Linked DNA regions of Homo sapiens: region 2 is linked to region 1. Evidence: read pairs that join two places in POLR2A ChIA-PET (ENCODE). Cell type or tissue: PC-9. All regions are shown on one strand. Each heading gives the region's core, and the rest is flanking DNA. Links, peaks and the distances in the headings are about the cores only. Region 1 overlaps GNAQ (G protein subunit alpha q). Region 2 overlaps GNAQ (G protein subunit alpha q).

Region 1 (5,381 bases), core at 74-5,073:
CCTTCCCCTCAAACAAACAAACACAAACAAATAAAAAAACAGCAGTATGAGTTTATGGCCATAGCTTTATACATAATTTTATGAAAACCAGAAGACCCTGCTGATATATGAGTTGATTTGAGGTTCTTTTCTCTTTCCCCAAACATAGGAAAAGTGGTAAATAAAATGGGAGATGAGAATTACTGTTCCAGATCTTGTATTTAAATAACCCAAATTGAACCCAGAAGCTTAAAAAAATAAGCCATCTGGACGGCAGTTTGGCAAAACCTTTGACCCAGCAAATTACACTTCTAAGAATTTAACTAAAGGTTGCAAACAAGCAAGATAAAAGGTTTTCAAGAATTTCACCGCATCACTGCTTATACTGGTGAACAACCAGAGATAATCTAAATGTCCAACAACCTGGGTTGATTATGCGAGCTGTTTAAAGATATACAATGGGAAAGTCCACAGCCACTAACACAGGGCTAGAGAAGATGGCCAAATGACATGGAATGGTATTCACCACGAGGTTCATGAAAAATGATGTGTTGAGATCCAGTTTTTGGTGAGATAGAAAAAAAGCATAGGAAAAAAACTAGAAAGATACTATTTTAGAAGTATTCACAAGCCTATCAGGAAATGACACTTGATGGGATTTTTTTTTTCGTTTTCACTTGTCTGTATTGTCTAAATTATTTTTGTAATAAACTATTTTTAAAGTGCCTTTGTGCAGATGAGATACACAGGAATATGTTACTGTTTCTGAGGGAAACTATCTGAGCATTTAACTTATTCTCATGATTTCCATACCAATAAGTCTATTGTTGTTACCAAACACATATATCAAAGCCATGTCTAAAAGAGTTAGCACCCTTCTGAGAAAAAAAGCAAATTCTTAAAATCAAAATGCAAACACTTCAGTTCACAGCTTACTAACCCAAGAAACCATCTTACAAGAGAACAGATGTGATTAGTGAAATAAATTGTTTAAGTTACGGGGAAAAACATAGTCGCTGGAAGTTTAAGTAGGGACATGTTCCAGCAGTTAACTGAAATATAACTGATGTCCCATCTCTCCATTTCTCTCTATAAATAAGTCTTTACCCTGACTCTCTCCAGTGTGTCCCCAGCTAGCCTAGCCTCTGCCAGTGGCCAGGGAAGTGACACTGTGCCCTATATGAGAGTCTCCAGATGGTTACAGCAGCATCAAAAACATCCAGACACCTCATGTACCTTCATTCTCATTGCCTGATTTAGAGAAAAGAAACTTATGAATCAGAGTAGAGTGCTTTTCTAGGTAGGCTGAGGAACAGTGGTTACTTCTGACAGAGAAAAAAGGGGGTAGTTTTTTTTTTTTTTTTCCAAACCTTAGGTTCTGTGTTGTTGTTGTTTTAATTTTAGACTCAGGCAGTACATGTGCATGTTTTTACATGGGTATATGGCATACTGGCGGGGACTGGGCTTCTAGTGTATCCATTCCCCAGCTAGTGAACATTGAACCTATAGGTAATTTTTCAACCCTTGCCCCCGCCCCCACTCTCCTCGCTTTTGGCATTCCCAGTATCTATTATAAGGCTTGGGTTTTAATATACCTGCTTCTGCACTGAGTCTGTGGACCAGGGTACAATCAGAGTTTTTGGTCTCTAGGAAAATGTGCTCTGTCCCATGTGGTCACACCCTATCTTTGCTTCCTCCACTTACTCCAAATCCAAACTGTCTAGTCTCTGTTCCCTGTTCATTGCCCACCAAAGTAGTTTTGATAATTCATGAAGTAGAAACTGCCAAGTTTATTTAACACTGTCACAGGCTCTCAAATTCTTCTCAAGATTTTGGTATTTCAGAAAAACAGGTTTAACTGAAGACAAGAGGATGTCTTTGACCAACAAGTATGCCCTCAAAACAGAAATGGAGGGAGAATTCTCTAACTGCAGATAAAATCTCAGGATGGGTGGCTGCTCTGGGTGAGAAGCAAATAATGCAACAACTGACAAAAAGAGACAGCCAGCCCAAGAAGATGCTCAGAGCTACTAGCATTTCTATAGCTTCAGAAACACTCTCAGGGTTGGAACTGGGAGGGGAAAAAAGATTCTCTCTGAAGCTGTGTAGGTGACTCCTCCAGCACTTGCTTCTGGCAAGCCCCTGTGGGGGTGTGAAGGCTTGTTCTAATCCAATCTGCCTGCTGAGCCAGCTGCCTTGAGGACCACTATGTGCCAGTTGTCTCTAATCAGTCTGCTGGCCATTTTGCCTGACTTCTCTGTTCTGCTATATTTCAGAGGAAGAGAAAATGCAAACGACTATTAGGAAACCAAAAGAAGGCTTATTTCAAGCGGGAAAAAATTTTAAAGCATGAAAGAAAACAATGAACGAAGCAAGCTGCAACAAAAGTGCGACTTCCCATAATGGTGAATAAGGAGTTAGGAATCTGAGTTAGGAATCCTAGCTGCAAAGCCAGAGATGCCTGGAGAATAAGTTCTCCACCCCACCCCCTCAAACTGAAGCTAAAACTCCACCTATACCTGTTGTCATCATTGGTGGCTGCTCTTAATAAGGTCATTCTTTCCTAAGGAGGACAGGCTGTGGCTGTTCACTCGGGAAGCATAGTTTGCATCTCAGTACACCCATCTACCCCATCATAGTCTAAGTTTCAATCAGCATTCCCTTAACTATAAATGTCTCATTTTACCTGGGAGAGGTCAATGCCCCAAGGGCACTGTGAGTTAAGAAACTGGTCAAGAATCAGCAATCCCTTGTAGGTGTCAGAGTTCAGAGAGGGAGATTTTGAAAAGAAAGTACTATTCTCCTTTGTAGCTTTGTGATCTTGCGGAAATACACCCATTTCTCAAAGCTTTATCTGTAAAATGGAGAAAATAATGGAACCCACCTGCTGGGTTTCTAAAGACTAAATAAGACTACACAGATTCCTGGCCTATACCAAGCTGTCCAAAGTCAGGGACTATTACTGTTACAGTAATAACAGAGTTTCGGATGGGTTTTAGAGATATTTGTCCCATACCTTCATTTTGTAGCTAAGAAAACCAGAGGTAAGGGCAATGAAGAAATGTGCCCAAAGTTGTGGTCTTTTTTGGAACCTCCCAGTGCCTCATCATGCAGGAGTACCCTGACAGAGGCCTAAACTCTACTCAAGCTCAGGAAGTCAGCAAGCTCAAGGAGCCGGGGAAGGCTGAGACCAGCCAGGCACACAGCCAGGTGAAAATGAGGATGCAAGCAAAACTCCAAGAACAAACTGGAATTCTAAGTGAGCTTTGCTGAAAAGTGAGGGTAGTAGGTTTTAATGAACTATTTTCTTTCTATTTGTTAAGGGGAGAAAAAAGCAAACACATACCAACAGGGTCGGCCCTGTCCAGCACAACTCTCTGAGAGTTAACTGTGCTTTAGCAACTGAGTTCAGAAAGGGAGAAAAGTATAAATTAGATTTCTGTTTAACTTTCCCAGTAGCTACAGCATTCTACATTTACAGCCCACAAAAACAATCCTTTGCTTTTAAGAGTTTGAAATACCAGGCCCCAAATCTGAGGTTACTGTCTCAGTACGGATGGAAAGAAAAGCCTCTTTCCAAATTCACTAAAAATCACTCATAATTTTGGACAACTTACATTTCCCTAAAACTTTTTTTTTTAATGAGATTGAAAGAGAAAACTAGGAAGAGAAAGAACAAGAACAAGGACCAAAAAAAAAAAAAGTGTTATTATCAACATGAAAATTTGTCTTTTGTTGAAACTACATTCAAATTCAATAAATGCTGATATAAAAATAAAAGCCTTCCCCTTAAGGTTTAAAATTGTAATATAATTCAGTGATCTATTAAATGCTCTAATACAGTCTCCCTGGCATTTAAAAAGAAAGGCAGGACCTTTTTTTTGAGACAAGAGTCTTGCTCTCTCACCCAGGCTGGAGTGCAGTGGCACGATCTCGGTTCACTGCAACCTCCACCTCCTGGGTTCAAGTGACTCTCCTGCCTCAGCCTCCTGAGTAGCTGGAATTACAGGCACGCCTGGCTAATTTTTGTATTTTTAGTAGAGATGGGGTTTCACCATGCTGGCCAGGCTGATCTTGAACTCTTAACCTCTGGTGATCCACCAGCCTCAGCCTCCCAAAGTTCTGGTGCTGGGGTTACAGGTGTGAGCCACCACGCCCGGTCACAGCCATTTTTTAATTTGTAAAATTAAACAAATCTGGAGAAATCTGTCAGAAAATATATTTACACATTTCACATTTTATTAAATTGATTTCTTAAATTTAGAGCTATGCTCTTAAAAAAAAAAAAAAAAGCATCTTAGTGGTTAATCTCTAGTGTTCCAACCATTTCTCCCCAGAAAGTGGGAGCATTATGAATTGCTACAGTTCAGAAAGAACGCCCCACAGACTCCTGGAATGAGCTTTGAATTTTTTAAAAAAGAGGATTCTATTGGCTTAAAACAAAGGGGGCTGGTTAGCAGGAAATATTTTGGTTAGTAGGACAAATTTCTATCACTTGACAATACAGTATTTACAAGACAAATGAAAGAGTAAATGATGTAAAATAAACTTTATTGTGAACTGAATATCATCTTTGGCTGTACAATCACAACAATAAAAGCAATCAAACAAATAAACAAAAAAACGCTGTAAAGAAAAGCTACTGGCTCATGAACCTTTTATCTATCTGGCTATGGATACAGCTTAGCATGTTAGCCATCCAAAAAAATAAAATACGCAGCCGGGCACGGTGGCTCATGGCAGTAATCCCAGCACTTTGGGAGGCTGAGGCAGGGGGATCATGAGGTCAGGGGTTCAAGACCAGCCTGGCCAACACAGTGAAACCCCATCTCTACTAAAGAAATACAAAAAAAAAAAAAAAATTAGCTGGGCGTGGTGGCGGGTGCCTGTGGTCCCAGTTACTTTGGAGGCTAAGGCAGGAGAATCTCTTGAACCTGGGAGGTGGAAGTTGTAGTGAGCCAAGTTTGCGCCACTGCACTCCAGCGTGGATGACACAGAGAGACTCTGTCTCTAAAATAAAATAAAGTAAAATAAAATAAAGTAAAATAAAATAAAATATGCAGTTGCTTAGAGAAGCTGAGCAGGGTCTCCCATGTTTGGGAAACAGCTCTGAGCTTGCTTTGACTGATGATTTAATGAATCAAGATTCCTGAATAATGGCAGATACATTCAATGTTACTAAAAACTGAAGACTCATTTTCTATACTTCAGGGTGAAGACAGTAAAGCAAATTTACCTATTCTTTTAGTCTGTAATTTCAAACCCAAACTGGATTTAATACTCCTTTTACCTTCATTTATCAAAGAAAATAAGGAAATAGTTTTTAGGGCCAAGCCCCAGCCTATTAGGCTTGCTTTACTATTTGCTTGCTTTACTCCATACATTTCTATCTCAAAAGACAA
Region 2 (5,381 bases), core at 191-5,190, 77 kb after region 1:
GGGAGTACCACCAGCTATGCAAAACAAAATACATTTGCAGACTGATTTCAACCCCAAAACTAGCAGTTTGCAACCCTTGGCAAACTCCTCAATTCTTTCATGATTTTCCCCTTTTCCCAACTCAGAGGTACCCCAAACTGTTATTAGTATAATACTTAGTACTAAGACAATTCATTGAAAAGGAGATAAAGAAAGAAATGAGCATTTTATTGTGCATATAAGCCTCAATATCACTGTTCTTCAAAGGTGTGGTCCATTTGAAAGGTGTGGTATATAAACATCTCCATTAGAATCACGCAAGGAGAGGGCCCCAGAGTTCAATATTTAGTAAGCTTCCAGGTGATTCTTCACGCATTAAAGAGAACCCATTTCTCCCTAAAATAATTAATTTACCTTGTAAAGTTTTTCTGTTCTACTCACATTGTCCTGTCATTCCAAAGTCTCTTGCTTCATTTACATATCCCAACTTTCAGTCTATGATAAAATATTTTCTTTTCTTCTGGTGTATTTTAATCCAAAGAATCATTAGTTTGCAATCATCTGTTTTCATATATAACTTTTATTTTTATATGTTTTAGTTCATCCTTCATACTTACAGATAATGTGAAATTTATTAGTAAATGTGTGATATTCTAAATATCCATAAAATACAAATAAATCTTTAAATAAAAACAGACTGCCATTGCAAGTCAGGATTTTATAGAAATAATTCTGTAGATAAATTTTCTAAACTATCATTTGCAAATTTCAATCTGCATGAAAGTATGTTTTTTGGGAAATAACAAGTCCGTTTTGAATATTTTTATCAAAACATTATAGCACAGTATATTTTGTTCACTCACTGTTTTATTCCTTCAATTATTTTTATCTCTATAATTGCTAAAAATCATTGAGTTTTTCTCTTCCTACCTTGCACAATATTTAATATTTTACCAATACTCAAAGTATAAAAAAAATCAGAAGAGTCTCCTTTCCAAACGACTGCTACAAATCTATATGCCAATCAGTTTTTCTACAGCAGAATTTTGGAAACTAAGGATGTCAAGATTCAGGCCCCCCAAAAAGGTGGCACCATGGTTCTAGGAATCCTCCATGTTCCACCCATGCGTCAGCCCCTTGGATTGTAAAACCTAAATTGTGGAAGCTAATTTGGACCTGCTATATCACCTCTATCCTCTGAAAGAAGGATGACAGTGGATGATAAATGGATTCCTTGCCTCTTCACTCAACACCATTTCTTTTTTTTTTATTCATATAATTCTCTTTAACCAAGAGAATGGGTATAGCTTTAGTTTTGTTATTAAGGGTAAGGGAACTTTAATTCTACTTGCTTTAATTCTATGCTCACTGGAATCATCCTGCTCATCTTTCTTTTATTGTGTTTTATTTTTGTATTGCATTTTTTCTGCTCTCTTTATTTCCTTCTCTTCCAGCCACCTCAGAAAGTAAGAAATTGACAAAAGGACTGATATTGTTTGGTCATCACACCAGAATGGGTCAGGAGGCAGAGGGAGTGAGGAGAAGGCATGGGTCAGGTCCTTTACTGTAGTTTTTTCAGAAAGAAACAGGCAAAGCGAGGTAGGCAGAATTAGAATTGGCTAATTTGAATATTTTCAGTGGACTGTGGTATGTAGGGATTGCCCTTAGTTGCCCTGTTACCCCTGGCCCTGGAGTGATATTACAGAAGAGAGATCCCGGCTCAATCTCTGAGAGCTAAAGGAGGTGGTTGGTGGCTGTGTGCTCTGGACTGATTGGTTTGCACAGGAAAGGCATGCCGCAGGGAGTCACTTGTTAACTCTAGGAATTAGCTAGCCCAGAGAGGGCGGAGTCTTTAGGATTAGCAAAGCCCCAAATGCTGGATCATCAATAATACAGAAAATAAGAAAATATAGTCAATACAAAATATCATTTACAAAAGATGGGAAAAACTAGCTAAATTAAAACCACAAAGAATCTAAAGTATCACTTTAACCTAAAAAAAATGATCTATTCACTACACTAGAATAAACAGAAAAATAAGAAACTTAAGAGTTTACATCCTTTCCTGTATTTTTCATGGCTATCTTTAAAATGAAATACTAACGAGCACAGGAGGCCTGGAAATCATTTTGTACAAGCAACCATTTCATAAATGATATATGAGATCATTCCCTGTATGACATATCTTTAATACATTTCATTATTTGAAACACATAGTTTGGATTCCAACAAACAGAACAGTTCAAATTCTAGCCATTTACTCTTTCCTTTAAAAGTAATGTCTGGTAACACTTTTATATTTAAAATTAAAATAACAAAAGTAGATGCTTTTAGAACCTAATGGATATTACCAGACTTTGAATTTATACTCATTCACTTATAAAATGGGGGGAAAAGCCCAGGAAGTCAAATAAAATATACAATTGTTTTAACACACGACAACAAGGAGCACAGGGATACAAATAAGGTAAATCCTAGGACTGCCTCCACATAACCACACGGCTTCAGTTTCCACACAACAACATGGCAAGGAGGATCCCAAAAAGAACCCAGTGCTCTCACTGGGTTGAAAAACAGAGATCAGAATCGAGAAAGGCTTAGAATCCTAGAATGTGCATGACAGAATGCTGGAAAGGAAAGAGCTGAACAGAGAGAAAGCTCTTGAGATGTGCAGAAGGGTGCCCTTGAACCTGAAGCTCAATAATAATGATCTACACGTGAGTGGGGTGAGAAAGAAACATGGGAACACATAGTCTGAACAATTCCCAAGGTTCACACAGGTTCACTGCACCACAAAGAAGGAATCAGTGAGTTTTCATAAGGGTATCAACGTAATAGTGAAGTTTAAGTAACTATGAAAGAGAGGCTGCTCTAAACTTACCCTAACAAAGCCTAAAAGCAAGACTACAAATTACTGAAGTGATCCCAAGTAAATCAGCTGCATGACAGAACAAAGTCCACCACTTTTCAAAGGAATCCAAAATATCCAGCAATCAACAATGTAAGATTCACAATGTCTGGCATCTTACCCAAAACTATCAGGCAAATAAAGAAACAGGAAAAGGTGACCCATAACTCCAAGAAAGCTCAATAAATTTAGACCCAGAAGACAAGGATGTTTTTTAAAAAGCAGTACTAGTTAGGTTCCACCACCTCAAGAATGTAGAGGAAAACATAAACATGAAGAAAAGAGAAAGGAATGTATTTTTAAAGTCCCAAATGAACTTCTGGCAATTAAAAATACAGTATCTAAAATGAAAAATACAACAGATAGAAATAAGAGCAGATGAGACTGAAAAGAAAACATATGTGAACCTGATGACACAAAAATAGAAATTATCAAAAATGAAGCACAAAGGGAAAAAAAGACAGAAAAAAACGAGCAGTCTCAGTGTGGAACAAAATCGAGTTATCTAATATACTTGGAATTTGAGTACTAGAAGAAGAGAGAAAGGTGGGAATATAAAAGGAAAAATATTTGAAGAAACAGCATCTGAAAATCTTCCAAATTAAATGAAAACTATAACACTATTGATCTAAGACCCTCAACAAACATCAAGCAGTAGAAACATAAAGAAAACTACATGAGGCAGTTCATAATCATCCTGCTGAAAACCAGTAACAGAGAGAAAATCCTAAAAGCAGCCAGAGAGAGAAAGACACTTTACATGTAAAGACACAACTATTTACTGCTTACAAAAAACACTTTCAATATGAAGATAAAAATGGTTTAAAAATAAAAGAAGGGGAAAAGATACACCATGCTAACACTAATTAGAAGAAAACTATGGTGGATATATACAAGAGGTCTTCAAAAAGTGCATGGAAGGCCAGGCACAGAGACTCACACCTGTAATCCCAGAACTTTGGGAGGCCGAGGCGGGCGGATCACTTGAGGTCAGGAGTGTGAAGCCAGCCTGGCCAACATGGTGAAACCCCGTGTCTAATAAAAAATACAAAAAGTTAGCCGGGTATGGTGGCAGGCACCTGTAATCCCAGCTACTCGGGAGGCTGAGGCAAGAGAATTGCTTGAACCCGGGAGGCAGAGGTTGCAGTGAGCCAAGATCACGCCATTGCACTCCAGCCTGGGCAACAATAGTGAAACTTAGTCTCAAAAAAAAAAAAAAAAAAAAAAACAGTGCATGGAAAATGTGTATTATGAAAAAACTATGCATGGATTTCAAAAATGTTTGTACCAAAATACAGACTTGTTATAACATATCTGAACAGGATCTAGTTTGAGGCACTAAGAATAAGAAGATACTGGTTTGAAAAACGCCACTATCAGAACAACACGAATTCTGCTAAAATTGAAGTAAGAACAAATGCCAAATTTATAGTGAAACTCACGTGGAAGAACGGTGAAATCACTTTGAGGACAATGCCCCAAAGAAATCAGCAGTTTATAAGTGGATAGCTCATTTTAAGAACGGATGAAATGATGCTGAAGATAAGGCCCACAACAGCAGACCATCCACATCAATTTGTGAGGAAAAAATTAATCTTGCCCTAATTGAAAAGCACTGACAATTAACAGTAGAAACAGTCGACACCACAGAAATCTCAATTGGTTCAACTTACATAATTCTGACTGAAAAATTAAAGTTTAGCAAACTTTTCACTCAGTGGGTGCCCAGGTCAGCTACAGTCAAGAGTGGAGCTTTCCGTGGAAATTTTAAACAACTAGGATCAAGAGCCTGAAGCATTTCTTTGAAGAACTATAACAAGAAATGAAACATGGCCTTACCAGTACGATCCTGAAAAAAAAGCACAATCAAAGCAATGGCTACGAAGAGGTGGAAGTCAAAGCAAATGCAGCAGAAGGGTCAAGAGCAAAGGTCATGACAAAAGGTTTTGGGGACACTGAAGGCATTTTGCTCACTGACTTTCTGAAGGGCCAAAGAACACCAACACCTGCTTATTATGAGAGTGGTTTGAGAAAGTTAGTCAAAACTTTAACAGAAAAATGCCTGGGAAAGCTTCACCACAACAATGTTCCTACTCGTTCCCTCTCATCAAAAAAAGGACAATTCTGTGAGAATTTTTACAGAAAATTATTAGGCATCCACCTTATGGTCCTAATTTGGCTTCTTCTGACTTATTTTTGTTTTCTAATCTTAAAAAAAAATTTAAAAGGCACCCATTTTTCTACAGTTAATAATGTAAAAAAGACTGCCTTGACATGGTTAAATCATCAGGACCCTCAATTCTTTAGGAATGGACTACATGGCTAGTATCATTGCTTACAAAAGTGTCTCGAACGTGATGGGGCTTATGTTGGGAAATGAAGTTAATACTTTTTATCTTTTAATCAATTTTTCCACAAAATTTCTGAAGTCATCTCATATTAATAACAGACACAGATTTTAATGCAAATAATATTATCAGAAATAAAAACAATC

What was found. Peaks named below come from ENCODE experiments on the same cell type or tissue, not always from the same donor. Only the 100,000 strongest peaks of a DNase experiment are listed, where the experiment ranks them.
Region 2: POLR2A ChIA-PET joins it to region 1 with 9 read pairs; 3 of 35 experiments call an interaction of 5 or more read pairs at or near these places.

What each region holds. Positions count from the first base shown.
Region 1 is chr9:77,882,132-77,887,512 of GRCh38, forward strand. All of the region lies in intron 2 of GNAQ (G protein subunit alpha q), which reads right to left. Among named protein-coding and RNA genes, the nearest start is that of GNAQ, 150 kb to the right of the region's middle. In PC-9, for the core only: no CTCF peak of the experiment used is centred there; a DNase peak (open chromatin) is centred at 2,440; H3K4me3 peaks cover 1,021 bases; H3K27ac peaks cover 3,447 bases.
Region 2 is chr9:77,958,801-77,964,181 of GRCh38, forward strand. The region is part of intron 1 of GNAQ (G protein subunit alpha q); the gene reads right to left. Among named protein-coding and RNA genes, the nearest start is that of GNAQ, 70 kb to the right of the region's middle. In PC-9, for the core only: no CTCF peak of the experiment used is centred there; no DNase peak of the experiment used is centred there.